Regions from separate parts of the Homo sapiens genome. Here region 1 is linked to region 2. Evidence: read pairs that join two places in POLR2A ChIA-PET (ENCODE). Cell type or tissue: OCI-LY7. All regions are shown on one strand. Each heading gives the region's core, and the rest is flanking DNA. Links, peaks and the distances in the headings are about the cores only.

Evidence for each region. Peaks named below come from ENCODE experiments on the same cell type or tissue, not always from the same donor. Only the 100,000 strongest peaks of a DNase experiment are listed, where the experiment ranks them.
Region 1: POLR2A ChIA-PET joins it to region 2 with 6 read pairs; 1 of 35 experiments calls an interaction of 5 or more read pairs at or near these places.

Annotation. Positions count from the first base shown.
Region 1 is chr21:46,558,515-46,561,429 of GRCh38, forward strand. DIP2A (disco interacting protein 2 homolog A) reads left to right here. Exons shown (of 38, transcript NM_015151.4): 33 at 2,208-2,269. Among named protein-coding and RNA genes, the nearest start is that of S100B, 45 kb to the right of the region's middle. In OCI-LY7, for the core only: no CTCF peak of the experiment used is centred there; DNase peaks (open chromatin) are centred at 1,067 and 2,127; H3K4me3 peaks cover 1,666 bases; H3K27ac peaks cover 2,103 bases.
Region 2 is chr21:46,249,132-46,252,046 of GRCh38, forward strand. MCM3AP (minichromosome maintenance complex component 3 associated protein) reads right to left here. Exons shown (of 28, transcript NM_003906.5): 20 at 2,398-2,551. MCM3AP-AS1 (MCM3AP antisense RNA 1) reads left to right here. Exons shown (of 4, transcript NR_110565.1): 4 at 455-2,570. Among named protein-coding and RNA genes, the nearest start is that of MCM3AP-AS1, 21 kb to the left of the region's middle. In OCI-LY7, for the core only: no CTCF peak of the experiment used is centred there; a DNase peak (open chromatin) is centred at 1,420; H3K27ac peaks cover 2,161 bases.

The DNA.
Region 1 (2,915 bases), core at 117-2,616, 310 kb after region 2:
GATATCTCATTTCCATGTAACATTTTAGCTTCAAGGGTTTTATTTTTAAAGATGTTCTATTCTAGTTGGAGAAAGGCTTATTTGGAAAAAAAACACATTGTTTTTGAACAGTGACTAATAACTGTAAGACTCTCTAAGTTAGATATAAAACACAGCTAAGTTCTTAAAGCAAGATTGAACTTACTGTTTTAAGATATCTAGCAATATTAAATTGAAACATTAATAAATGTGGTAATTTGTGTTGACTCAAATTCATTTCTGAAACCATGAAATGTCTTATTAAAAGGAAGCACCAAGTTTCAGGCCAGGAGTGGTGGCTCATGCCTATAATCCCAGCACTTTGGGAGGCTGAGGCAGGCGGATTACCTGAGGTCAGGAATTCGAGACCAGCCTGGACAATATGATGAGACCCCGTCTCTACTAAAAATACAAAAATTAGCTGGCTGGTGGTGCGCGCCTGTTGTCCCGGCTACTTGGGAGGTTGAGGCACAAGAATCGCTTGAACCTGGCAAGAGGAGGTTGCAGCGAGCCAAGATCTCACCACTGCACTCCAGCCTGGGTGACAGAGCGAGACCCTGTCTCAAAAAAAAAAAAAAAAAAAAAAAAAAAACATAGGTAGCACCAAGTTTCAGAGATTGAAGAGCTCACGGCAGTTCTGTTTATTGCTTCCTCAGATAGCTACAGCTGTTGCCCAGATTTTGTACTAGTATCTCAATTTCATTTCTTTCTAAAAACATCTTAAAACCAAATGGCTTTTTAGATAACCCTACATATTGAACGCCTTATTCACCCACATAGTACAAGAATAGCTGGAAGGAAATGGCACCTGTCCGTGCCAGAGCAGGGCTGAGTGCAGGTCTGTCTCTGTTTCCAAAGTGTTTGCTTGGCCTTGTGCCTCCCCATCACAGTGGCAGTGCACGCAGGGCAGGGCGGGGGCTCTGCTCACACCCTCTTCACCACAAAAAGACCCCTGACCACTCAAGCCTCAGACCCTTGTCACGCAGCAGAGGAGATCGGGCGGGAGCCTTTTGTGAGCTCGCTTCCTGTGTAGGCTGTGGCTGAGCGTGGGTGCCGGCCTTTGTGTTAGCGGCTCTGCGTCTGCAAGCCTGGGGCCTCCTTGCTAGACGTCGGAAGGGTATGGATGCCACACATGATTGCAGAAATGATGTTAATGGGATGTTCACGTTTGCTCTTTAAGATACAGAGGTGGGTTTTGCTCTCTCTTTCCCTGTGTTTCTCATGTGGCTGCTGCTTCTGTGTGTGTTTCCTGTGGCTGTCTCCTCCCTGTCTCACTCTGCTGCCTCCTTGGCCTCTGTCAGCCCAACAGGCTGGGAAAGCTGGCTGAGCAGGTATGACCTTGACCTTGACCTTGTTGGTGCCTCTGTGCTTCCCCCTCCCATGAGTTCATGTGACTTTCTCGTGAATTCTAGACAAACATGTTTCTTTTGCTGTCTTACTTTGTTCACAGTGGATATTACTTGACATATTACAAAAGCTCCCTTGTAACCAAATTTAAAAGTAAAACTATTTTCAAAAAATGTTAATGCTCATAGCATTGCCTTGGGAGGAAGGGCTGTGTTTAGTTCCAGTGCAGAGGTGTTTAATTCCAGTGCAGACACAGGTTATGTTGTCTGGGATCTTTAAGGGTGATGTTGATCAGAGTACTCATTTAATTGATGTTCCTTATTGAATAAAATGACACATAATGTCCTTTAGTCGGGATTAATGTTAACTGTAAGATTCAGAAAGGAAGAGAGTAGAAAGGTGAAGGCTGCCATCCATCTCACCTGAGTGAGTCTCGGCTGCGAGCAGTCCCCGGTAGAATTAGGCTGGTTGGTGAGAGGCAAGGCCCTGCCTGACAGCATGGTGGAAATGCCCCTCAAATCCTAATGGTGTTTTCATCACAGCAAGAGACCAGTGGGAATAGAAAGTTGTTAGAACTGAAATGTAAAGTGGCATGATTTGGTGTTTTCAGAGTCATTGAGTGTTTCGCTCAATATTATCAAGCTCTGTGGATGTTTGGATGGAAAGCATCAGACTGCCTGGGGGACCTTGAACCCCTAGGCGGACTCACTGCAGGGAGCAGAGCTGCTACCTTCTTGGGTGTCCCCGGGGGCCAGGGAGGAGCTGCCATGCAGCTGTACCTGTAGAAACAAGATGTTAAGTGAGGCCCCTGAACAGAAGTTCCTCTGCTGCTCTCCTTCCAGGGCACAGCTGGCCCGGACCCCACAACCGTCTACGTGGACATGCGGGCACTGCGCCATGACAGGTAATGCTCCCAGCCTGCCTGGGCCCCATGGATACCCAGTGGCAAAGTGATGCAAACCAGGTCTGCACTGACTATGCACCCCCGGGACCCAGGCATTAGAGGACGGCGGGGCCAAGTCAGGCCTACCGGGACACCTGGATGGGCACATGAGAGGACAGCTGGCTACATTGGGCCATCTGCACCAAGAGGAAGAGGAGAGCTGTGTGCCCCACTCCGGGCGTGCCTCCCAGGGGAGCTCAGTGTCTATCTCTGTGCGCCCGTGTCCCCAGGGCTGCAGTTAACATCCCTTTATCTGTCACACAACCAGGAAGAATAAGAGTGGCCCCTGTGACATTTGGTTCTTTAGAGGGACAGGGACAGAGAGAAGACAAGTAACCCATCTACTGGCAAGAACGTTTCTTACCCGATGACCCATGTGACATTTGGTTTTTAGAGGGATAGGGACAGATAGAAGACAAGTTATCCATCTACTGGCAAGAACGTTTCTTACCTGATGCTGTCATAGGATCTGACTTAGTTTCATCTTGATGAACGATGGTGGTGCATACAGTGTGTGCTTGCTGGTCTGTGGTCAGATGTGTATCAGGGCCCCTCCCAGCTTTGAAGCTCAGATCCCAGTCCTGGATTCTCAAGTATGGCCACACTG
Region 2 (2,915 bases), core at 169-2,668:
AACAGGAATGGTACAGCAACAATGGATGCTAGGTGACAGTGGAGCAAAACTGGAAGGCAAATAATTTTCTTTCTTTTGAGACGGGGTCTTCCTCTGTCAACACCGGAGTGCAGTGGTGCGATCACGGCTCACTGCAGCCTCGAACTCCCAGGTTCAAGCAATCTTCCCACCTCAGCTTCCCAAGCTACTAGAACTACAGGCACACACCACCATGCCCAGCTAATTTTTGTATTTTTTATAGAGACAGGGTTTCACCGCGTTGCCCAGGCTGGTCTCGAACTCCTGCACTCAAAACAATCCGCTCACTTCGGCCTCCCAAAGTGCTGGGATTACAGGCATAAGCCACTATGCGCGGCCAGGAAAATAATTTTCTACCTATAATTTTACAAACGTAGCTAAACTATGAAGCAAATGTCAGAATGAAATAAATGCATTTTCTTTTTCTTTCCCCCAGCTTAAGGTATTTTGTTAATAAAATCATTTTCATAATGGAAAAGACTCAGAAAATTCCCCTCGCATGACATATAACATCCAACAAGGGGCTGAACCAAGAAAAAATACTGCAGCTGCTGCTAATGGCAACACTGAGCAAGCACCTGGCCTGTGCCAGGCACTGTCCTGTGCAGTCTGTGTTTGCACTCATTTTATCCTCAAGAGCCAGATGAGCATCTCCACCAGACAGCACCTGCAGAGGCTTGGGCAGTTTATTTTACCGTCTCTGAGTAAAATAGGGATAATAAGTAACAGTACCCATACACAGGTGGCAGAGACGCTAGGGAACTTGCCCAAGGTCACAGAGCTTCCAAGTGGAGGAGCAGGGACACATATGCTCACAATGATGGCACTAAGGCACATGTTGCCTGGATGGAGACCAGCCCACAGATGAGAGTTCCAGGACAGAGGGAACATGGATGGATCAAGTGAAGTGACAGAACATTTGGAAAACTCTACCGAGATATATACGGCCCCCCAGTAAAATTAAAGAGATAAAGAGAACTACATTAAGTGAGACAATAAGGCAACTCTATTTCTTGCAGGAAAAAAATAATTGTGGTTATAGAACACTACTGGTTCTGAGGTGAATAGCAGTCACAGAGCCATCAAAATATGACCCCACTCACTGAAGTAATACAAAGTGCTAGTGTAGCTATCCCGGGAAGACGTGGAAGGCCGAGCAAGGACCATGGCACAAGAGGCCACGCTGTACCTAGTATGGTATGCAGTGGCCAAGAGGACCCCCCTGATTCCACCTAGTGTTCATGCCCACGTGTGATCTCCTGCCCCGTGAGCTGGGCCTAGCCACTCACTTCTGACAGACAGAAGCCAACAAAAGCAACAGGATGTCACTTCTAAGTTTAGGTTATAAACACACTCAGACTTCCATCTAGGCTCACCTCTTGCTCACTCTGATGAAAGCCAGCTGCCATGCTGTCAGCTGGGGAGAGGCCCATGTGGCAGGAACTGAGGAAGTCTTTGGCCACAGCCTGCAAGGAAGTGAATCCTGACACAAGCTCACTAGAGTGAGCTGGGAAGTAGATACCCTTCAGTCAAGCTTTCAGATGAGGCCACAATCCTAGCCAACATTTTCATTTCCACCCATGAGAAACCTTGAGCCAGAAGACCCAAGCTAAGCTACACCTGGATTCCTGACCCACAGATACCATGATAACAGACATTATTTTAAGCTGCTATGTTAGGAGTAATTAGTTATTTAGGAATAAGGTAACTAATACATTTATATTAATGGGAAGTCAGCAGAGAACATTTAAATGGATAAACTGAGAAATGGCTGTGTAAGTGTGTGATCTGGAAACAGGAGAAAAATGCAGCCCTGAAGAAAGGAGTTAAGAGAGGAAGGAGGAGCTACTATGTCTCATTTTAAATCACGTGGGTGGCATTATTTGACTTCTTTTTAAGTACACGGAAGTGTTACTTTCTTAAATGAAAATGAAGGTAACAGCAGCAGTAAACTAATTTCCAGTAGATGAAATGTGACTTTGTAATCCCAGGAAAAGGGAAGAATTTGCACCAAGAAGTTACTGTTACCTCAGAATGGCAAGAGCATGGATGGCTCTTATCATCATCTTTATACTTCTTTTACATTTCCTCATTTTTTAAAAGTTTTGTGTACATATTACATTTAGGAAATCCAATATATAGTATTAAAACAGAAAAAGTAAAGAAGCAGGCTGGGCTTGGTGCCCACTACTCAATTTGACTGGCTTAAAAAAATTTTTTAAACGACATGTACGGACAGACATAATACTTGCTTCTGAGCCTCCCAGTCTTTCAAAACCACATTAGGGAATAAGCAGTATTTGCATGGTTCCAGTGATATCTGGGAGTAAGTGAAAGTAATGAAAACACAGAAGTAAACACAAAGTAATTATAGTTCACCTTTATACACACGTTAACAGAAATCATCTGATCCCCTTTGCTGCTAAGTGAGTTGAAAAGCGAAAGCGTCTGAATCCCACCAGCATCGCTGGATGTGTCATCCACTGAGCCTTCATCTCCCATGAACTTGACTTTTAACCAATTTGCTAGAATTCTACAGATTTAAAAAAAACAAAAAACAAAAAAAACACTTGAAGAATCTAATTCTATATTTGAATTATAAAGACTTTCAGGAAAAGAAGAAAGAAAAATATCACACAGACCTAGGTCCACAAATACCACATCTTACTATGAAGCTGATCTGCACAAAACAGGCTGTTGTTTTAAAATGGAGCAACGATCTGTACTCGTTCTTTTTTTTTTTTTTTTTTTTTTGAGCCAGGGTCTCGCTCTGTCGCCCAAGCTAGAGTGCAATGGCACAAACTTGGCTCACCGCAGCAAGCAAACCTGCCTCAGTAGCTGAGACTACAGGCACGGGCCACCATGCCCAGCTAATCTTTCCATTTTTTTTGTAGAGT